Linked DNA regions of Homo sapiens: regions 2 and 3 are each linked to region 1. A link is a loop called in an ENCODE intact Hi-C map of the cell type or tissue named here. Cell type or tissue: endothelial cell of umbilical vein. All regions are shown on one strand. Links, peaks and the distances in the headings refer to the core of each region. The heading gives the core; the rest is flanking DNA.

Region 1 (8,096 bases), core at 1,812-6,811:
TGGTTAATGCTGACATTAACCAGTTAATACTGACAAACTGTATTAACTGAACATTGTATCTAATATACTGTAAACATCTAAATTTTTGTTAGGACCAAACTTTAGCCAGTATGTGTTTTCATTGTTTGGAAGATAATAGTAGTCCTAACCTGGAAGAATTTGAATGGAATTAATTTGTGATTTATAGGGATAGACTCCACAAATAATAAAAAGGAAGAGTATGGTCCTGGTGTTCAAGGAAAAGAACATTCTGCTCATTTGGATCCTTCAGCTCCTCCGATGCCCTTACCAGTTACATCACCACTGCTGCCATCCCCACCAGCCGCCGTCGGAGGAGCCAGCGCGACTGCCGTTCCCTCAGCTGCTTCGATGACTTCTACCAGGGCTGCTTCCGCATCTTCTGTTCACGTTCCTGTTTCTGCTCTTGGTGCAGGATCTGCAGCTACTGCTGCATCAGAAGAAATGGTTAGTACAGTTTATACAGGTCCCACCTTATGAAAAGGGCGGCCAGGCCCAGTGGCTCACACCTGTAATCCCAGCACTTTGGGAGGCCGAGGCAGGTGGATCACGAGGTCAGGAGATCGAGACCATCCTGGCTAACACGGTGAAACCCCGTCTCTACTAAAAATACGAAAAATTAGCCGGGTGTGGTGGCAGCCGCCTGTAGTCCCAGCTACTCAGGAGGCCAAGGCAGGAGAATGGCGTGAACCCTGTAGACAGAGCTTGCAGTGAGCCGAGATCGCGCCACTGCACTCCAGCCTGGGCAACAGAGCGAGACTCCATCTCAAAAAAAAAAAAAAAGCTTGTTTGTAAATTTAATATTTTGAACTCATAAAATATTTTCCTATGGAGAAAAAAAAAATCTGTGGTATTTAGGCAAAGTCACTGAAAATATTTAATACACAAAGTGACTAGAGCATTAAATTGTAATGAAAATACCTGAAAGTGCTGTCATAGTAGTGATAATTAAGACAAAGAACTTTTTTATATTTTTCAAAAATTATGTAGGAGCCGGGCGCGGTGGCTCACGCCTGTAATCCCAGCACTCTGGGAGGCCGAGGTGGGCGGATCACCTGAGGTCAGAAGTTCAAGACCAGCCTGGCCATGGTGAAACCCCGCCTCTACTAAAAATACAAAAAATTAGCCGAGCGTGGTGGTGTGTGCCTGTAATCCCATCTACTCGGGAGGCTGAGGCAGGAGAATTGCTTGAACCCCGGAGGCGAAGTTGCAGTGAGCCAAGATGATGCCATTGCACTCCAGCCTGGGCAACAAGAGTGAAACTCCGTCGCAAAAAAAAAAAAAAAAAAATTATGTAGGAAAAGTAGATTTAATTTGAGAAAGAGTGAAGGACAGACTATGTTTGAAGAACACTATTGGGTGTTTTCAAAGGTGTGGGAGGTTAATGTATATTTAATTTTATATTTTCTATTCAGCTAACACCTTTCCTTTTTCCTAAATGCAGATATATCACTAACACTGCTCTGTAGTAACTCCATCTTGATCGAGTTTTAATTTGTAATTTGTAATTGGAATGGAGAGGAATAGTTTTTCCTAGAATCAGTGAGCTGCTATTAGAGAAGTGCCAAGAGGATAGTGTTAAATGGGGATGGAAGGTTTGTGTGAGAACTTGCCTGAAATGAAATTGATCAAGCTGTTAATATGGTAAGAGGCCGGGCATATTGGCTCACACCTGTAATCCCAGTACTTTGAGAGGCTGAGGTGAAAGGTTTGCTTGAGGCCAGAAGTTTGAGACCAGGCTGGGCAATATAGCGAGACCTCATCTTTACAAAAAAGTAGAAAATTAGTCAGGCATGGTGCTGTGCACTTGTACTCCCAGCTACTCAGGAGGCTGAGGCAGGAGGATCGCTTGAGCCCAAGAGTTCAAGGTTACTATGAGTTATGACTGCACCACTGCACTCCAGCCTGGGCAACGAGCAAGACCCTGTCTCTAATTTTTTTTTTTTTTTTAACTAGAGTTTCAGATGAAGCACATCGTGGCTCTAACTCCTTAGCCTCCTGTTGTTAAACTTGTATTCTGCAAACCATGTTTCTCAAGTAAGGGTGGAGTACAGATGCAAGCCAAGCTTATCAGACTCACCTGTGCAGAGCTAGCAGTGATTAGTTAGTCAGTTTAAAAAAAGCCATGCGCGGCGGCTCATGCCTGTAATCCCAACACTTTGGGAGGCTGAGGAGGGTGGATCACGAGGTCAGGAGTTCAAGACCAGCCTGGCCAAGATGGTGAAATCCTGTCTCTACTAAAAATATAAAAAATTAGCCGGGCATGGTGGTGGGCACCTGTAATCCCAGCTACTTGGGAGGCTGAGGCATAGAATTGCTTGAACCAGGGAGGCAGAGGTTGCAGTGAGCTGAGATCACGCCACTGCACTTCAGCCTGGGCGACACAGCGAGACTGTCTCAAAAAAAAAAAAAAACAACACTGTTAACTTCTTTCCTGCTGTGGTGTGGATCTGGTATAAAGGCATGTATAGTTTTATAAAGCTCCTGAGATGATTCTGATTTGCTTGTCTTCCTCTTCTCCCCAACTCCTAACCACTTACATAAGAGGAAAGAAGAGGCAGAATAAGTTTTAGGTCTTAAAATTCCCTTGGCAGGCCATCAGAAGGTGCCATTGCTCTGGACGGCTGTCTGTAGCTAAAGGAGGTATTGAGACAGACAAGTGGTCACCTTTAGTATTCTAACAGGTTTGAATTTTTACCTTTCGAGAGCTACTAACTTTGGGAGAAAATACATTGAGATCAGTTATTTACCAATTATTGACACAAAGAGTTTGAAAAATATCTAGCACATGGCTAAGAGAAATTTATGTGGGGGAGCTGTGACTTAGAAATAAGACATTGGCCGAGCACAGTGGCTCACGCCTGTAATCCCAGCACTCTGGGAGGCCGAGGCAGGTGGATCACAAGGTCAGGAGATTGAGACCACGCTGGCCAATGTGGTGAAACCCTGTCTCTACAAAAATACAAAAAAATTAGCCGGGCGTGGTGGCATGCGCCTGTAATCCCAGCTACTCAGGAGGCCGAGGTGGAAGAATCACTTGAACCCGGGAGGCAGAGATTGCGGTGAGCCAAGATCATGCCATTGCACTGCAGCCTGGGTGACAGAGTGAGACTCTGTCTCAAAAAAAAAAAAAAAAGAAAGAAATAAAACACTAAAATTCAACTCTGACATATTTTCAGCTGTGTTTGTTTTCCATGATTACACATTTTGAAGTGTGATCCTGCACAGATGACCTCATTTAAACATTCACTCACTGTGTTTATGTTCTGGTTTCTCATTCATCTTGCATATGCAGTTAACACACGCGGAGCTAGATTTTTCAAAATTCTCTTCCTAAAATGTAACTTCATGGGTACATCTGCATTTATATGTAAACCTGAATATGTATGGGAAGAACTGAATGAATGAGTTTGCTTAGCACCCTTTTTATTGCTAACTTTTTGAATAATCTGGTCATCGGAGATAGTGTTGAAGTCTTTGAAACCTGAAAACCATAATATTCTGTAGACAGCCCTTCCCTGTCTGCCCTATCCCACTATATCCACTTCTTCAAAAACAGATACACACTCCATTTCAGTCACATAAGTAAGTGGCCTTTAGGGCCAGGGAGAAAAGAGAATCACAATTAAATCTATCTCTAAGTATAATCTTAGTTTTCTTCCTTCCTTATATAGTTGAAATACTCAGATTTACCTCAAATATGTGTTTTTGTTTTTAAAAGAAACTTGATAACAAAAGTAGGAATAAATCCAGTAGTTGGCTAACTTACTGTGAAACCATCATTGTTGGGAATAGGAAAAGAAGAGAGAGATTTGCAATCCTGGCTTGGTTATCTTTCTTGTCATTTTAATCACAGAGGCTTCCTATGAACATTCAAAAATTTTTTTCAGTTTTTCTTGGTATTTCCAGTAGCTAAAAGGAGATAGGTCCAGAAAGTACAGAGAATTAGCAAACAAATAACTGGAGAATGGAAGATTACCATGCTAATAAAATAATATCTTATTTTAAAATATTATTATTTTAAAAAATTATTTAAATTTAAATAAAATTATTTAAAAAATAATAATATTAAAATGATTTTCTTTAATGCAGACATCCTCAGTATGTTAAAGACAATATCAGAATTTCATGGTGGAAACCATTTTTCAAAAAAGGCTGGACAGTTATACAAGCAAGCATATTGCAGTTCATAAAGTTGAACAGTAGATGGCATTTTATTCTTTTTCTAACTTCAATTGGAATAATTGAGGGGAAATATTTTTCACTGAATTTTAAAGCTATTTGGTAAAGACCTTTAGTAAAGTTTCTCTTCTAATTTTCCTCTTCATTTGAATAGAAAGTGAAAGGGTATCATTAGGGAGTTGGTACTGCGTTCTCCATTTTATAAATGAAGAAATTGAGGCTTAGAGAGTATGCAACTTGCCTAAGGACACGATTAGTAACTGATTTGGAATTCAGACTTTGAAAATCTGATTTAGACCTCTTACTCTTAACCAATGATCTGTACTGTCTCTCTGTCAAATATTAAGCTACAAATACTGTTTTTAATGTCATTTCATTTTTTTTCTTACTCCTTTCAATTTTGTTGCTTATGTTGATGTGGCTTAAAATGCTAGAATTTTTATTTTTATAGCATTTTTTAAAGTCAGCTAAGCTGATAAATTTAATGAACTCCAACATGATTGGTACCAGTAAGTGGTCATTTAATTTGCAGAGAATGATACATACCTAATGCATTATTTTATCCTAAAACATAAATATGTATTAATTTGCTGGTTTTAAATGTGGAGCCAAACTGAATGTGGGGTCAAAGATTGTAATTGTCATCTTTTTAATATAAACCACACCCAATATATTTTCTATGATCTCCAATTTCAGTTTCTGTAAAGCATGAACCTAACAAAACTTTCCAAACAATCTGATTAGAGAATCCTTCTAGGTTTTTCTTTCCTCCCCCTGATTAGTAGCAACTTTTTTCTAATAATTTATCTTTATGAATTATTTCTAAATTGTCCTTATGCATTTTCAACTTTTTCATCAATTTATACAATTTTTAATACATTAAATAAACATTAACAAGTACAAGTGACAAACCATCTGAAAACAAGCAGCCGACAGTAAACATGCGAGCCATTTAAGACAACTTCTATTTAATTCAATGAGCGTATAGAGATTTCTTTTAGAAGTCTTTTAGAAGTCATTTTATTTACAGGAGTATATATTTTCAAATTATTGAAGGCATTCTAAAGCAATTCTGAGCTGGGTTGAATGAAGCTTATCATCTATGAGCATTTTTCCTGCTACTCTAATTTTCTTCAGTCCAGACTTCTCTAGTTTTTCATTCACACCTGAAGCTCCAGGTGAGAATCATGGCTACTGAGAGGACACCCCTCAAGCGTGATTGGGCAGGAGGAAAGTTACAAACTCAATTGTACTTATTTCCACATTTTGGCAAAGAATATTCCTGCCAGCAATTAGTTTTCTATTTTGAAATAGCATTTAAGCATCTTCAGGAGTTTGTAAAATCTTTTTTGTCCCTTATTGTAATAAGTAATAGGACAAAGTTTCCCTCAGGCCAGAAGCATGAATTTAGTCCACAAAAACATATTTGTAAATATTTTTAAATCTGAGATTTAGTTTTTCAATTTCATAAGATCCATAGAAGTTTATGGTTTAAAAAGCCAAATCATTTTTACAAGGACTATAGTGAGAAACAGTCTTCTAAATTCCTCTCCCTAACTCTGTTAGCTGTTTCTTCTGTTTCCATTTTTTCCTAAATAGTATGTTTATATCATTATTTCTACATTTATTAATTTCAAACATTATCTGTTAACTTATTACAGATAAGAGGACTTGGCCTCCTGATGCCACCTTATTCCTTCTCTCTCTCTTCACTTTCCTTATCCTCCCTGTATGTTATAGATATTCCCATTTCAGATTAAATCATTTATGATTACTAATATAGCTAAGCCATGAATGTGTACTATGACTACATTTCCTTTCTGGTATAATGTTTTGTTCTTAGAATTAATTGCTTCATTTTTATCTTCGGTTTTCTATCCAACTATAGTGAATTATTTCCAAACTCTCCAAGGATTACAAAACCCCACTGAATGCTGTTTTCCATAGGGTCTTCCAAAAACATCAATACTCTGTCATTTTAATTTTCCCAGAGACATCTCTCCTGAAGCCCACTCTCTTCCCATTTCAGTATACAGCTGTGACTGTGTGTAGCTAGATGCAGCTATATGGAGAATCACAGATGAACTATAATAATCGGGAAAAGATTGATACTTAATAAATGCCTTTGGAAAAACTGTTTAGAGAAAAAATGAATTTAGATTAATACTTCACACTGGAATTTCAAATGTTTTAATAAGCTAAGCCAAAATAAGTAAATGTTATAAGAATATAACTACCTCAGCTGTCCAAAGCTGGTTTTGGTTTCATCATGGAAGCAAGAGGAAATTAATGACAGGATTAACCACAACTTAAAAAAATGGATGTGCATTGAAAATTAAGACAAATACATGAAATGGGGAAATCGTTTACACTCTGAGATAAGTATCTATAATTATTAAATGAGTTTAGTACTCGTCAGGAACTATTAAATTTAAATATTAATATCCTTTCAATTCTTAGCAAATAAGATGAATAGTTGACAAAATGGAATACAAATATGAAACATTAATAAAGAACCACAACTTGAATAGTAGATTTCACCTCAGACTTAAACAGGCGGCTGTGTAATTGATTGACAGTGGAAAAATAGTCCACTTACGTGTTATTCCTGCTGTAAATATTTTTCTGGAGTATTATCCAGCGATAAGCAGCAAAAGCTATAAAAGCTGATAATACTTTTTGATATGATCGTTCCATTGTTTGCAATATATTTTTATTATACAGAAGTAACTCTCAAAAGAGGATTTTTCTTTTGCAAAATGTGCTAAATGTAATAGAAAAAGAAAGACAAAGTAGTATGTTGGTATAAAAACCATCTCATTAAGAACTATAGCAGGTCTCTGTATTACCTCGTAAAAAAAAGTATATTAATAAAATGAGAAGGAAAAAAGGCAGAACACAGAAGCATATGTGTAATGATAATATTAATTATGCTTAAGGATCAAAGAGTCCATAAAACAGATTAATGGTTTCCAGAGGTTAAGGATGGTTGGGGAAGGAACAGAGAGATGGATATGACTGTCAAGGGTGGCACGAGGGAGATCTTCGTGGTGATGAGTATTCTGTATCTTGATTGAGTGATAGTTAACAGGAACTTAGGTGATAAAATGACAGAGATCTATACACAGGCATTATCTCATGGTGAGCTTCCTGGTTTTGACTTTGTTATATTCTAATTATGTCAGATGTAACCATGGCAGGAAACTGGGTGAAGAGCACACAGTACTTTTCAATATGATCTCTGTGTCTTTCTATAAATCTATCATTTAAAAAAAAAAAGTTGGTTTTTTAAGTTTCTAAAATCTTATAAAATCGTTGGCATACTCAGGTTAAAGGGATATTTTGGGGTGTTCAGTTTTGTTTTGCTTTTCGTCTTGTGATTTTGTTTTTTCCATGTTAAAGTTGGTTGAACATACAGTTATTTTAAGTGCCTGTGTATTCTTCATAATTTATGGAATCAATAGATTTTGCTGTGGATTTTCTGCCACCTTGTTACTTCTTTTATTTTTTTTTCTTCTTAGTATGTGCCAAGAGTTGTAACCTCTGCACAACAGAAAGCAGGAAGAACTATTACAGCCCGGATCACAGGAAGATGTGATTTTGCTTCAAAAAATAGAATTAGCAGCAGTTTAGCTATAATGGGAGTTTCTCCTCCCATGAGCTCAGTTGTTGTGGAAAAACATCATCCAGTCACAGTGGTGAGTCCACATTTGATGACCTTTTGTCAAAAAGTCTTTTTCCTGAGAGTTCATAGACTAGTAAACACTTACATAACATGTTGAGAAGATAAAAATTTATGATGACTGGTACTTGTTCTGCCTTTTCCTGTTACAGTTTTTTTTTTTTTTTTAATATATATACTTGTTTTTCTCAAACCTGCTATAAATCTACGTTTC
Region 2 (8,096 bases), core at 1,637-6,636, 100 kb after region 1:
TCTTTCCTCCTACATCCAATCTGTTGACTCTAATTCAAACATTATATTTTGAATTAAACTAGCCTGAAAGAATTTTAAAACATGTTATCCATATAGCCTCATCTCAATGGTTAAAACTGATATTGCAGCAAATGCTGAAGAAAAAGCAGAATGACAATACATATAGATACCTCGTCAGGTGTGTTGAACCTAGACCCAAGGAGATATGAAGGAAATAATGCCAAGATGTTTCAGAGAAAAGGAGAGAAAGCAATGCCCTCTGTTGGTAAAGTTCTGTACATGTAATAATTCCAAGGGCCTTTAACATTTTCTCTGTAACTTTTCCTATTCCAGAAACCTAGAAAAGAATCAATATTTATTATTAATAGATTTTAAAGTGAAGCTAAAAATTGAGATTACAACCTCATTACACTTTTTTTTTTTTTGAGATGGAGTCTCGCTCTTGTTGCCCAAGCTGGAGTACAGTGGTGCCAAGTTGGCTCCCCACAACCTCCACCTCCTGGGTTGTTCAAGCGATTCTCCTGCCTTAGCCTCCTGAGCAGCTGGGATTACAGACATGCGCCACCATACCCGGCTAATTTTGTATTTTTAGTAGAGATGGGGTTTCTTCTTATTGGTCAGGCTGGTCTTGAACTCCTGACCTTAGGTGATCCGCCCACCCTGGCCTCCCAAAGTGCTCATTATATCTTTTATCATCGATAAAAGGTATGAATAATGTGACTATCTTCACAAGTCATGCAAGAAAACTGCTTTAATTACTTTTTGACCACATTTACTAAACTAGCGTTTCATGGAATTTCAAAAGGCATTAAAAAAGGAGTGCTGTTGTCATATAAACTTGGGGAATGGTGGGATTGACAAATTTAAGTGAAACTTTTTATTCCAAGATTTATGAATTTTTAATATATTAATATGCATAGTGACACATCAATGGTACATTCCAAAGGTATCTGACCCCAGAACCTTTTTAAAGGGAATATCTATCCATACTTGAAAAACATATTGGAAAACACTGCTTTGCAGCTACTCCTCACATATACTAGTCAGTAATCATTACATATTACATACTGAGCATTGAAAAATATTTAAATTCATTCATGTACATTATGTTGAATGAGAAAAGCAAGTCCTAGAACATCATATACAGTAGTGCATAGTGCAATTACTGAAAAAATAGTGTATATATGCAGAAAAATCTAGAAGCTCTAAAAAATAATAAAGTATACACTTTCTGGAACCCCTGAGGGATAATTTTACCATTTTAAAAATGGCAAAATATTTTGGTTTATTCTCTGTCAAAAACAATTAAAATTCTAAATCTCTTTGAAGCATCATGCCCATTAATCTAGTAGCAATCTGGACTTTAGAACTAAGATAGCACTAAGTTACAGATGAAAGGACTGTTAGAAATATTCTTTTAATTTCCCTTCTCCTTGGCAGTAGTTCACTTAAAAATCTGATTATTACTTTCTTAAAAGTTTATAGCAAATAAGCTAAATCTCACTTTTATGGTTTCATAGAAAGGTTTCTTCAAGTCCAAATTCAATCATCCATTATAGTTCTTGCTTTTATCTATTATTTTAAAACTTTTAAGCAAAGAATGATTAACTATTGGCCTACACAGTATCTCTTCAGAATTCAGAGTACATATATAAATAAACTTTATGTAAAAATCTTACCTTTCTAATGGGTAAATCCTTGATGAAGTCCATCACAGCTTGTCTATTGGGAAGAATTTGGTATTGTCCATTTGGTTTATTCTTATCACTGCATACTTTTGCTAACATTGTATTTGGGGCAATGCCTTAAAAGAAGAATACTCTGATGACTCAAAGAAGTTGATATGTATGACTTTTAAATATGCAATAACAAAACAGAAAAAAAAAGTTAATTGCAAAAAATCTCAAATGATATATAATGCTACTTTAAAAATAACATTTGATTACCATCTATCTCCCCAGGGTTTGCTATGGTTTTAGGAAAATAAATTGTACTAGTTACAGTCATTGTGGCAGCAAAAATGAGAAATATTTAATTCTCCATGACATTTTAAAATGTAAGAGTAATTTCTGAGCTAAGCAATATTAAGTGTTACTATTAGCTTACTTACTACCTTTAGTAGGAATACAGATTTTTTTTTTTTTTTTTCAGATGGAGTCTTGCTCTGTCGCCCAGGCTGGAGTGCAATGGCGTGATCTTGGCTCACTGCAACCTCCGCCTCCTGGGTTCAAGCGATTCTCCTGTCTCAGCCTCCCGAGTAGCTGGGATTAGAGGCACGCAACACCATGCCTGGCTAATTTTTGTATTTTTAGTAGAGATGGGGGTTTCACCATATTGGTCAGGCTGGTCTCGAACTCCTGACCTCAGGTAGTCCACGAGCTTCGGCCTCCCAAAGTGCTGGGATTACAGGCGTGAGCCATCATGCCCAGCCCAGATTGTTTTTATAGTGGTTCTATATCTATCTCTAAGAAAAGATACAGAATATAATTTAGGGTGGATGTTTACTCTTTGAAAATGTCTTTTGCGTAGATTATCCACATAAAGCAAAAAATCAAAGATTCTGGTTACAGTATATTTAAAATAATGATAATTAGATGGTGTATCCTTTTTATGTTATTCACAAAACAAATTACTATTTTTCAAAAAGATGTTTCACAATTTCTAGGAGTCCTAATTAAGATAATTTGAAATAGCTATATTCAAATATATTCATTAAACAGTTCATTTTAATTGTTATATAGATCTTCCTAAAATGCATTATTCATTCTCATGCTTTGGTGTAGAAAGAAAAGATTTACCTAATCACAATATGGCTTTTACAAGATAGTTCAGGGTCCTCATGATGAATAACAGTTATTATGTTAAGAGACAGTGATGGCCTCATGGGTTATCAACATATGTAAATTTGTTTTTCCTTTTACCAGATTGTTCTGGATTGCTATGTTGCTAGTTAGTATTTCTTTTGTCTCTTACCTTGTGGCCGTCTGGGTTCTCTCCTGCAATGTAATCTTGGACAGGATTGAAGTCTCCCAAGGAAAAACTAATACTCAAGTTATTACATGCAAAACCAATAAAAATATATTTTGTGCTAGAAAAAGATAGCTATATGAAATTTATGAGTCGGGCGCGGTGGCTCAGGCCTGTAATCCCAGCACTTTGGGAGGCCAAGGTGGGCGGATCATGAGGTCAGGATATGGAGACCATCCTGGCTAACATGGTGAAACACCGTCACTACTGAAAATACAAAAAATTAGCTGGGCATGGTGGCATGCGCCTGTAGTCCCACCTACTTGGGAGGCTGAGGCAGGAGAATCGCTTGAACCCAGGAGGCAGAGGTTGCAGTAAGCTGAATGAGATCGCCCCACTGCACTCCAACCTGGGCAACAGAGCAAGACTCCATCTCAAAAAAAAAAAAAAAGAAAGAAACGTATAATCTTTTTTTTCCTTCAGGCTCATAGTCTGCTTAATTCCAATTTACTTACTAGGTTCACAGCTATTCTGAATAGGTAAAGTTGTTAGAAGTTGAATGAAAGACTAAGTAAGTAAAATGTTACTATATACTTTATAATGAGAAACTACTAATATTACACTTAAATTAGCCAGTCTGAAAATTATAACTACAGTGGCCATCAATACTCTTTTAAATACCTGCACTGGCTGTCAGTGTTGTTTTCTGCTCAATTCTGAAACGAATTTCCTTTACCACTTCCTGGGCTGATGTTCCAAAAACAACTGAGTTTTGGAGTATTTGAGGATTGTTTTGTTCTTCAAAGTTCACTTGGAAAGGATCTCCTGGGGGCTGCACATCAGAAGGACTCTCTTCAAAAAGTAGTGGAGAGATGGATCGTTCATGCTCACTCAGTTTATTAACTTCCTTTCCTGGATTATCTAAGTCATAAACAGGAAAATAACTCACCTTTATTTTAAGAAGTATATACTTCATAAGTTAGGTTTCCCTACATTATTTCTGAAGACAAAAACAAAAATCTAGTTTAGTTTAGTTTCTAGGATCCAAGATCAGAAATGCCATCATTTATCATTTAATGTTTTATAACCATTAAAGAGAACACTGATTATGAATTTTTCTTAAAAAGACTATTATCCATTTCCACAGTATAAATATTAAAAGGAAATATCTTATGTAAAACTCACTAATGTTCGTACCTAAATTAATTGAAATTCAGAATTAGGTTTCAGTTCACATTACCTTTTTCTTAAAAAAAAAAAAAGGAAATCTTTTCTTTATTCTTCTTTAGGAAGAAAAAGAATCTTCGAAAATTAGAATTTAGAATATAATAAACAATATATAATAATTATACTGAAAATAAGTTTTGTTTTTAGAAGGAAAAACACTTAACTTTTCTTCATTTATGGAAGAAACCTTTTAGATGTTAAAATAATCTGAATTTTCTTCTTTCAAATGCTGATTTTAATTTTGATTTGCTTGTTTATAAAGTATCACTTTGACTAAGGGCACATTTGTAATAAATAGAAATTACCTGTGAAAGTTATGCTTCTTTGAATATACAAATTCTGAAGGTCTGATTGGATAATCCAAGTTTAAGAAAAAGAGACGTTATTATTAATAGGCTATAAACTATTATTACAAAGTAAAGTAAAAATACCAGTCTGGTTATTGCCTCTTTATATTTATATTTTTCATAAATGGACTGTAAAATATTCTTAAATCTATACTGATACTAAAAATGTCTCCATGAACAAATCTATTAAAGCCTGTTTTCTTGGCTTAATGTAGAAGAAATACAATTTAAATGTATTTATAACAACCAAGGTTAGCAACAAAGCTTTCTGATCCCATCTCGTAATTTTATTACATATAAATATTTTCCAAATTAAGGTCAATACAGAAGAAAAAATTAAATTTCTAGTTTTAAGATGCATACGAATGTATATTACTTGAAAAATGTATTTGGCTGTTTAGGAAAAAATTTTAAAGATAATATAAAATAAATATGACAGACATCTGATTAATTTAAAAATTTAAAATATGTAGTGTGAAGTAAGTCATAGATGTTAATTCAGTCAGATGTTTTCCAAATCTGAATTCCCAGGGCACATACACAATAAGCTTATTTTCTTTCTCTCTTTTTTTTTTTTTTTTTTTAAGACAGGGTCTCCCTCTTGCCCAGGCTGGAGTATAGCTAGGACTACAGGCGCGAGCCATCACGCTTAGCTAATTTTATAATTTTTTGGTAAATATAGGGTTTCACAATCTTGCCCAGGGTGGTCTCAAACTCCTGGCCTCAACTGATCCTCCCACCTCAGCCTCCTAAAGTGCTAGGATTATAAATGTGAACCACCTTGCCTCGCCAATAAGCCTTATTTTCAAACTTACATTAGCTGATATTTATGTGCTTCAGTTCCTGTCATTTTTTAATATGCTGGTTTTAAAATGTAGAACAATTCAGAGGGGAAACAGGCCAGGCAAGGTGGCTCACGTCTGTAATCCCAGCACTTTGGGAAGCTGAGGTGGGAGGATCACCTGAGGTCAGGAGTTCGAGACCAGCCTGGCTAACATGGTGAAACCCCATCTCTACTAAAAATACAAAAATGAGCCAGGAATGGTGGCGCACAGCTACTCCGGAGGCTGGGGCAGGAGAATTACTTCAACCCAGGAGGCAGAGGTTGCAGTGAGCTGAGATTGTGCCACTGTACTCCAGCCTTGGTGACAGAGTGAGACTCCATCTCAAAAAAATAAAAAAAAATAAAAAAAAAATAAAGACTGTGAAACAATTGAAATGGTATCTACCTGGAGCCCTTTTCCCCATCTGGATGGGTAGAAGTCACGGTAAAGAAAGCTACAGAAAAACTGCAAACCAAGTAAGTTATCTGCCACATTCATAAACCCGTTCTGCAGAGTTTTTTATGCCATGTTTTGTACCTCATGCCTCTACCACCCTGCCCTCAGGTGAGCCACTGTGAGAGCAGAACTATACAGCAGGAAGTGAAGAATGCTGCCTTCTCACACATTATCAGAGCTGCTGCAGAATGTTCAGGTACCTTTTCAATCTGAACTACTTTCTACTTTTTTGTGAGGCCTGGCTGTGTAACTAAGAGCTGAAGTAGTTTCTTATTTGCTTTGTGACAGAAACATCTTTATAATCCCCATAACTAAGGTAATCAGAATGTAACACTAGGATTAAAGCATTTCATTTGGAAGACAAGTGCTAAAAAGTGTATGGTATTTCAGTTTCTTATATTATCTGGCACTCACCATCCAGATTTACATGGGAGAGTAAACATTTAAAAAATTATTATTTTATTTGTATGTAGAGATGGTAGTTAGCAATATATTTCCAAAGACAAACACCTTTTAGAAAATGGGGAAACAGCAAAACAATGTCTTGGACTTTAGAGGAAGATATATCAATTGCCTTCCACAGTTCCAATGCACTATTGACAATTTCCCATGGCATGATGTGAGGTGAGACACGCCTGAAAGTCCAGCCCACAGGTATTTACACATGAGAAGAAAAGTTTAACTATTCCAATTGTTTAAGAATATGAAAATACACGAAGAGGGCAATATACAAGTAAATATGTTAAAAGCAATAGATATTAAAAATTCACATATTCATAGTGAGTTTGGACATTATAATAAATGAAAAGAACATTAGTAGGCTGGGCGTGGTGGCTCATGCCTGTAATCCCAGCACTTTGGAAGGCCGAGGCGGGCAGATCACCTGAGGTCAGGAGTTTGAGACCAGCCTGGCCAACATGGTGAAACCCCACCTCTACTAAAAATACAAAAAATTAGTCGGGTGTGGTGGCACGCGCCTCTAATCCCAGATACTTGGGAGTCTAAGGCAGGAGAACTGCTTGAACCCAGGAGGCGGAGGTTGCAGTGAGCTGAGACTGCACCACTGCACTCCAGCCTGGGCAACACAGTGAGACCCTATCTCAAAAAAAAGAAAAAAATTAGTAGAAAATGAAAACATTTACTTTAATCCCAATGTAAAGCTTTTAAAACACATCATGCAAGTAATTGTTATGGGAGGCCCTCAGGGGATGCTTTGACATAATTATTTAATGATTTTCCCCCATTCTCTTGTGAAAGTAAGGAATTAATAAAGTAAGATTTTATACAAAGTGACATCAGGCTTTATGTTCCACATCCTCAAACAATAAAGTTACACCAAATAAGGAAAACCTTTTGCTCTGTGCCTGTGTCGAGAAATGATGATTATTGTTTAATGCTCCTATAAAAAAAAAGAGAGAGCTATCCCTTAGCACTTTAAATAAGGTAATGAAGTTGTATTTGATGCCCATATTAAACTTGCATCAAATGATGTGAGTCACAAATAATGTGAGAGAGTTAGATTAATGTCATTGTGGATCTACCATTTTTGCTTCAGGGAAAGTTACAAACAGGTCTCCCCAGCACTGCCTGGCCCGTCTGAAGCAATGAGTGGTGCACATGAAATGTTCCTGTGGGTTGTGAGCAAACCCTTCTGTGTCACTTTTTCATCCAGGTGAACTTTGTTCAGGGGTCCAGGACATCTCAGACATAATCATACCTTTGACAAAATGTTGAAAGCAGTATGTGTAATATCTGCATGTTTCTTGGCATTGCTTTTGGATAGGTCATAAAGGGATTATTTTTTTAAAAAAACCCTGGAGTCTTGAAATTATAAAGTCTAAGGCAAAGAAGGGAGTGGGAAGTCATTAATTTTGGCAGAGCTAAAAACAGTCATAATTGCTATAATAATTAGATTATAGAAAATTAGGAAAATGAAGAAAAATAGAATCATCCAATGTTTTGATATGTTTGAGGCTAGTCTTTTCTAACAACAAGAAAAGGCCGCTTTAAACAGACAACTTCCTCAGCTTCAATGCCATCCAAACTCTTTGTTAGTTAGACCTTAGGAAAATAACTGCTATAAAATTACTTTGTTCAGGGACTCTGCAGACTCTTAAGCTCAGAGATTTAACAATCACATTTTGTTTATATGTGATATTCCACATGTTTAACTCAGAAAACCCACTGGTATTTTTAAAATTTTCTGATTTTACATTTTTATAAAGGTACATATCTATCCCTTCTACCTATGCAGGCTAATAAATTAATTGGATTA
Region 3 (8,096 bases), core at 1,637-6,636, 310 kb after region 1:
CCACTTCAAAATCTTCATTGTGTTTACACACCAGTGTATTTATACAAATCAGAGGCATTTTGTAGATGCTTTGCTGACTTGTTCAGCTCTGTAAAAACACAGAAATCAGACCCATTTTGTAAAGCGGAAAATCATGTTACATGGAACATGTCCTGTATATATCACATACATGGTAATGGAGTCTTAATGATAAGTGCAAGATAATAATTTAATGATGGGATTAGTCTGATCGCTTAATATGCACAATCCTGGAAGTGAATTACTTGCATCAGATATAGTGATATTTATTATTCTGTACAGAGAGAAAAATACATATAAAACATATGCTTACATTACATGCACGCGGATTTCATGCTCCATAATCTTTTCTATTTTTTAATTTACCTTTCTGTAAATGATGTGCATGGAATATGCCTTATAGAAAAATGCTGTTCATAATTTGACTACGTGGAAAAGTGCCTATATGGTGGTAATGCTAGTAAGGCAAATAAGACAAATTATCATGTTGGTTTACTACATCACCAGTTAACATTTTATATTGTGATGTTTAAAAAAGAAAAATTTATACCTCAAATGTGTATTTTATTTTACAATCAGCTGTGGGGTATGGGGTTGGGATGGGAGAATGGGGGGGTTGGGGAGGGCAGGTTTATTCACCATAGCCGCTGATAAGAATCTTCAAAAAAATTCTATATGCGCACTATAAATGTTTCTCTGTTTGCCATTTCTGGTAACTATCATGAACACAGACAGTTAACTCTTTCATAACTGAATTGGATAGCTTTATTTTACAGAAGTATGGCAAGTTTACAAAGCAATATCTAAATCTAATTATCATTAGTTGCATTTGGACTAAATGTGATGATATACTTTTGCAATTGATTCTGTAAATAAAAGGATTACACTAAAATATTTGTATTAAAAGAAGAAAAGATAACATTTTACCTTTAGATAACTGCACTTGTACCTCACTAGAGTTAATCCCACCCAATCAGATTGAGAAATAAATTGGGGAATGTGGAAAGAGTCCAAAAGAGGTCAGAATTTGGAGAGGTACTGGCCTTCTGGACAACATTTAGACCCTCTACAATTATTTTCATTAAGCTGATTCCTACATCCTGAATATTCATGTTTTCTCATCTACAGATATTTGTCTTCCCCCAAACTAAAAGAAAAAAAACTACCCTTTACTCTCTTTTCTACTCAGTTACTCTTTTGTGCTATGTTAGAAACTTGAAATATATTGGTGATGTGGGGATTTTGTCCCTGACTGCCCACTGTACAGGACAAGAGAGTACAGTGTTTCAGTTGGAATTCAGGACTCCTGGTTTTGAGGTAGAGGATGATCACTGCAGTACTTGGTTTGGAATTGCCACAGGGGTAGCTAAACCAAAGGAGGGTTATATCTGCAAGGGAGGTGTAAGAAGGCAAAATAAGGAAAAGGAGGAATGGGTTTTCTATTTGTTCAGTTTCATCAACTAATTTATACACTTAATACAACTTCAGTGTCAATTGCTATTAAGAAATTTTTAGTTGGGCTGAGCTGGTTCTCTTGTGAAATTGTGCTGGTTATCTTTAAGCTTATCAGTTATTTGTCCAATTAAACACTTTTCACCAGTATTTAGTCCGAGTTGTACAGACGATGTATTTGGATTTTGTCATGGTTCATCTACAGACTCAAAACATAATCATTTTAAAGTACCTTGGGAGTGTGTAGAGTAACTTCTATAATAGCTTTATGATCCTGATGATGTTTTTTAAACACAATAAAGTTGGATCTTCCATGTTACAATCACAGAATTAAAACCAGTATTTAAAGTGGAAAAGTATTAAAATATTATGGACAAATATGCTGGCTTGATTTGTTTTCCTTAACCCTGAGATATTGCCCTACTCTGAATAGTTAAGAGCTTGAAATTCAGTGTTCTTCCCGTAACCCAGTTAGGGATCAAGAAAACTACTGAGTTGCAGCCTAAATTTTTTTTTTTTTTTTTTTTTTTGGAGACAGAGTCTTGCTTTGTCACCCAGGCTGGAGTGCAGTGGTGGGATCTTGGCTCACTGCAACCTCCACTTCCCAGGTTCAAGTGATTCTTGTGCCTCAGCCTCCTGAGTGGCTGGGATTACAGGCATGAGGCACTATGCCCGGCTAATTTTTGTATTTTTAGTAGAGACAGGGTTTCGCCATGTTGGCCAGGTTGGTCTCAAACTCCTGACCTCAGATGATCCACCCACCTGGGCCTCCCAAAGTGCTGGGATTACAGGCCTCAGCCATCGCGCCCAGCTCAGTTTTTTTTTTAACAAAATATAACAGGAGGAATATATCAAGTACATGACATGTAATAAATATTTTGTGTATCTTTTGTCATATGTATTACACATACGTGTGTAATGGGTTACAGTTTACAATGAATTTCTTACTGTGGATCACATCCAGAAGTTTTAAAAGATTGGTAGAGAAGCCATATTCACTTGGGTGTTTCTAAAATGGAAGCACAGTGCTGGTGAATGATACACACTTATTTTGTAATTGAGCTGTATGCATTTAATCATAAATAAATAATCTCATTTATTTAAATCTCGTTTAATCTCAGCTCCACTTGTTGCACTCAGGTAATTTATGCCCTAGAACAACCATGAAATGGGAAGTGTGGACTTCCATTTCACTCAGTCAGTGGATTCATATTGAAAGGCACTGAGCATATTTCTCTCCTAGTGTTCAAAGATACATGCCATCCAAACAATGTGATCTGTAAACAAAAGCCAACTACTTAATCTGGTGGGATGCTGGAGGGAAAATCTGACTTGTGTTGAATTTGATGACAGAGAAATATTATGTGGTCCTCATTCCTAGAGGGATTTTCTAGGGCACTTTTAACTGTGCAGTTTTTCTTTAGACTTGACTTTGGCATATAACCTGCAAATAAGGTGTAGTTCTAACTAGCAGTTTCAAATGAGGTTGCTTTTATAGGATCTTCCAGATTTTCTTGCCATTATTCGAACTTGGTTACAACAGAGTTCATACTATCATTTATATTGTCTACCTTTTAAGACACATTTTCTGTGAACGTTCCACATCTGTATACTTTGAATAGCCTTGCACAAATACCATAAGTGAAGCTACTTTATTTGGCCTCTTCATTCTCTCTTCCTATAGAATTCTGTGAGGTTAGTACTAGAACAAATCTTTAAGATCTCTGAAGTTATTAGAAGATGCCAAACCAGGATTTTCCTGTCACCCAGGCTCTGTGGTTGATGAGGTGGTGTGTGAGGGTATCTCCGCCGTGTCTGTACCGGCACTATGCCTTTTCTGACTCCTCCCCACTCAACAGTCCTGTGGAGGTGGTAGCGGTGATTGGTGGTACCACCCCTGTTTTACAGATGAGGGAACAGGTTGGGGTTACAAACCTACTGATTCCCTGACTCTTAAGTTTTTTTTTTTCCCATTAGACTCTACTTTTTAATGCCTATGTGTAATATCTAGAATATAGTGTTTGATGGACTAGAAAGAGCTAACATGCTTGAAGACTAGCAATTTTGGTGTATGGGTCTTAGTCCCACACTTCAATATTGGCTTCACAAAATTCCAAATACACATGGTTCCTTAACAATGGTTCGATTTATGATTGTTCGACTTTATGCAAAGCACTACAAATACAGTACACTCCAACTTACCATGGGGCTGCGTTCCGATAAACCAGTCATATATGGAAAATACCGTAAGTCAAAAGTACATTTTCAGCCGGGGGCAGCGGCTCACACCTGTAATCCCAGCACTTTGGAAGACTGAGGCGGGTGGATTGCCTGAGGTCAGGAGTTGAAGACCAGCCTGTCTAACATGGTGAAACCCCTTGTCTCTACTAAAAATAAAAAAGTTAGCTGGGTGTGGTGGCATGCACCTGTAATCCCCAGCTACTCAGGAGGCTGAGTCAGGAGAATTGCTTGATCCCGGGAGGTGGAAGTTGCAGTGAGCTGAGATTACACCACTGCACTCCAGCCTGGGTGATACAGCAAGACTCTGTCTCCAAAAAAAAAAAAGTTTTCAACTTACGTTATTTTCAACTTGCAGTGGGCTTATCAGCACATAGCCACATCATAAATGGAGGTGCTTCTGTCAAAAGTACATTATTGTTTTATTTTCAACTTACAGTGGGGCTTATCAGTATGTAGCCCCATCATAAGTCAAGGGGCTTTTATAACGATGTGTCTTACAAAATCCCACCAGATACAGAAAGGAGGGCAGTAAAGATGAAATTTGATCACAATTAGGTGCTTAAACTTTCTTCCTGTCCTCCAGCTCAGAGGATGAAACAGGAAACTGAGTCATAAAACACTACTACAAACAAGCCCAAGGATTTTATCCCAGATTTTCAACCCAAGGATGAGCTGCAATATAACTATCACTGTTTTGTTGGCTGCCTGCCACAGAATGACCACTGAGGAAATAAAGCGAGCTTTGGATTCACTGCAGCTTGGTTTACTGTGGTTCTTTTCTGTATTACCGTTGTTAGGATTGGGAGGTTTAAGTGGTAACTGGGTCCAGCAGCAGGGAATCTGCGTGCAGCAGCTAAATCAAGGTTTAGTCAATGTCCAAAACACTTTAGCAAATTGGATATCAGTAATTCCCCAGCACCCTAAAACAGTTCCCAGAGCAAGTATTTATTGAGCTCCTACTACATGCCATGAAGGATTGGAGATAAACGATAACCAGCATATAGCCTTCATTGTTGTCATAACCAGGCTTTTAAGAAATGTATCCAAAGTTAAAGGAAATAGGCTGGCCCGGGCGCGGTGGCTCACACCTGTAATCCCAGCACTTTGGTAGGCCGAGGCAGGTGGATCACGAGGTCAGGAGTTCGAGACCAGCCTGGCCAACATTGTGAAACCCCGTCTCTACTAAAAATACAAAAATTAGCTGGGTGTGGTGGCGGGCACCTGTAATCCCAGCTACTCGGGAGGCTGAGGCAGGAGAATCATTTGAACCCGGGAGGCAGAGGTTACAATGAGCCAAGATTGCACCATTGTACTCCAGCCTGGGCGACAGGGCAAGACTCCATCTTAAAAAAAAAAAAAAAAAAAAAAAGGATTTGAGATCAGAAGCATTTGAATAAGGTACATTGAACAATAGATTTAGCCACATTTGAGATGTACAAAAGTGTTTTTAATTCTTGGTTCTCAGTTCTCAAAAGATAGATAGGAAATAGGTTGTTGCTGTGTTTTAAGTTTACCAACCTCTGTACATTGATAGCACCACATTAATGGTATTCATTTTAATTTAAAACTACAATTTATAGTCTGTGACTCACTTTTCATTCCCAGCATCCAGTAGGTTTTTGTTGTTGTTATTTCTAAGTAAATTTCCAAGTTCCTGGTTACCATGTGTTAAACATACTGAGAAAGAATGAGACTTAGAAGTCAGAAGACCAGAGGTTCTCTTGCTCTCTCACTTGAACAGCTTTTATCTTGGGCAAATCATTTTAATGTGTCTAAGTCTATTTTAATCTATAAAATTATACAAAGCCACCTACTATGGCTACATCACAGGGTGGTTTGGGGAAGAGCAAGATAATGTATTTTAGTGCTTTAAAAACTTTAAAGTACTATGCAAATACTAAGGAATACTAAGGCAACTACAAATATGTGCTAGGTGCTGGGTTTTGAATGGTAGAGATAGGAAGATGAGCAAGAGACAGGAATAATGACAAGTTGCAAACATTTGGAGGCTTTGAGCAGAACTGTAAGTTACTTGGCTTGTCTGGGGTTTAGTCTACCTCCAGGACATAACCAGTAAGGGAGAAGACTAGGGGGAGAGGCACAGGCAGTTGGTAGAAAACCTTGAAGTGTGTAAAGTTTGATCTTTGTTCTGCCAGCAATGGGAGACACCGAGGGACTTTTTGGAGCATTATTATTGTACACGTTTTAGAAATATCTGTGGGTCTTGCCACCTGGTTTCGTTTGAATAGGGAATAAGTCAAATGGTTTTGGTTTTGTTTTTTGATACAGAGTCTCGCTGTGTCATCCAGGCTGGAGTGCAGTGGTGCGATAGCTCACTGCAACCTCCGCCTCCCGGGTTCAAGTGGTTCTCATGCCTCAGCCTCCCGAGTAGCTGGGATTAAAGGCATGCACCACCACGCCAGACTAATTTTTATGTTTTTAGTAGAGATGGGGGTTTCTCCATGTTGACCAGGCTGGTCTTGAACTCCTGGCCTCAAGTGATCTGCCCACCTCAGCCTCCCAAAATCCTGGGATTACGCCATAAGCCTGATGGTGGTGGTGGTGGTGTTTTGTTGGGTTTTTTTTTGTTTTGAGATGGAGTTCTGCTCTTGTCCAGGCTGGAGTGCAATGGCGCAATCTCGGCTCACTGCAACGTCTGCCTCCTGGGTTCAAGCGATTCTCCTGCCTTAGCCTCCCGAGTAGCTGGGATTACAGGCATGTGCCACCGCGCCTGTCTAATTTTGTATTTTTAGTAGAGATGGGGTTTCACCATGTTGGTCAGGCTCATCTCGAACTCCCAACCTCAGATGATCTGCCCACCTCGGCCTTCCAAAGTGCTGGGATTACAGGCGTGAGCCACTGCACCCCCTCAACTGTTATTCAGTTCTATAATATGTCCTTTTCCTTTGTATTTGGATTATATAACTACTATGATATTGCTTGTTGTATTAGTCTAGAAGCTCTACTAATAAGCTAGGCTGTAGCTTATCAGCTCAACTGACCAGTAGAACACAAGGCCCCACCTAAAGTCAGAGAGCAGTTTCAATGGAGTGTATGTTTAAGGTGGCAAAAAAGTGAAAAAAAAAATATGGATAGGTTGTGAATAGCAGTAAATGAACCTGGAGGGGCAGAAGAGTTTTTAACTTCAATGAGAAGGTGCAAGGATGAGATCCAGGAAAAGGAACACCATTATCTTCTTTTCCCCTAGGACTTAAGCTTTATAAAGAGATGCCAGCTCTCCCAGCCAGAGATAGTGGCAGATAAGCAAGGGGTCAAAAGAAATGCAGGGCAGCCCACAGTAGGTCTGGGCTGCAAAGGGTTATGGCTAGTTAGCTGCAACTGCTGAGGAGAGACGATGAAAACAAAGATTGACTGAGTCACCTCTGCTGACAATCCCTGTGGTGCTCTGTGGAAGGTACTAGGCTGTTCTCTAAAGTATCAATACACATGAGATTCATATCATCCACTACAAAAATATACATGTTTCCATCTTTGGATGATAAACTGATTCTGTGTTTATATGAGGACACAATAAATACAGCATTTCATAGACTACGTAGAGCTAGATACCTCCTTAGAAGCCAGCGAATCCAACTGTCATTTCACAAGGAAACTGAAGACGAGATAGGAAGTGAATAGCGTAAGGTCTCACAGCTAGTCAGTGCCATAGCAAGGACTGGAATGGAAGTCTCTGGATTTCCAGCTCCCTCAACACTGCCTTCCTCTGTTGTGACTGTTTTCTGTTTGGCATAAGTGTGGAGTATATTAATTTATTGCCTCGGCCATTCAACAAACTTAGACCTTTAATGTAAGGCACTTGTTTAAGGTAACAAGAAAAGACATAGTCCCTGCCTTCCAGAGACCTCAGTCTGGAAAAAATGGGGGCAAGATTTATCTCTGCAGTACAGAATAAAAAATCTTTGGCTTTTATTTTTATATATTTTTTATCATTTAATTTTTTGTTTGATAATGTATATAATTCAATATAATTTATCAAGAAATATTAACAGCCTGGCCAACATGGTGAGACCCTGTCTCTACTAAAAATATAAAAATTAGCCATGCACGGTGGTGCATGTCTGTAATCCCAGCTACTTGGGAGGCTTGAGGTAGGAGAATCACTTGAACCTGGGAGACGGAGGTTGCAGTGAGCTAAGATTGCGTCACTGCACTCCAGCCTGGGCAACAGAGTGAGACTGTCTCAAAAAACAAAATTATTGGAGGTGCGTGTCCAGAACTTTTTCTGATGGGGTGTTCAAGGTTTGAGTTCTACTGGCATAGTTAAATGCTGTCCTGAGCAAGTTAAAGATGGCTTTTCCCCCAATAACTTTCCATTTAAAATTACCATTCTCTTGGCTATACCAGCAAGCTTCAGTTATTTAACT

The links. Hi-C counts contacts between places; a loop is a spot of excess contacts. Peaks named below come from ENCODE experiments on the same cell type or tissue, not always from the same donor. Only the 100,000 strongest peaks of a DNase experiment are listed, where the experiment ranks them.
Region 2: it touches region 1 in a loop (3-fold over the local background); 21 of 110 quality-filtered maps call a loop at or near these places.
Region 3: it touches region 1 in a loop (4-fold over the local background); 8 of 110 quality-filtered maps call a loop at or near these places.

Annotation. Positions count from the first base shown.
Region 1 is chr5:75,677,576-75,685,671 of GRCh38, reverse strand. POC5 (POC5 centriolar protein) reads left to right here. Exons shown (of 12, transcript NM_001099271.2): 10 at 188-465; 11 at 7,722-7,898. Among named protein-coding and RNA genes, the nearest start is that of POC5, 36 kb to the left of the region's middle. In endothelial cell of umbilical vein, for the core only: a CTCF peak has its summit at 4,212 (motif pointing right); a DNase peak (open chromatin) is centred at 4,321; H3K27ac peaks cover 367 bases.
Region 2 is chr5:75,577,001-75,585,096 of GRCh38, reverse strand. It overlaps POLK (DNA polymerase kappa), which reads right to left. Exons shown (of 15, transcript NM_016218.6): 7 at 3,649-3,888; 8 at 1,680-1,804; 9 at 171-337. Among named protein-coding and RNA genes, the nearest start is that of ANKDD1B, 30 kb to the left of the region's middle. In endothelial cell of umbilical vein, for the core only: no CTCF peak of the experiment used is centred there; a DNase peak (open chromatin) is centred at 3,766.
Region 3 is chr5:75,364,857-75,372,952 of GRCh38, reverse strand. It overlaps a transcript of CERT1 not described here. Among named protein-coding and RNA genes, the nearest start is that of HMGCR, 32 kb to the right of the region's middle. RefSeq lists an enhancer at 5,761-6,070. In endothelial cell of umbilical vein, for the core only: no CTCF peak of the experiment used is centred there; a DNase peak (open chromatin) is centred at 4,312.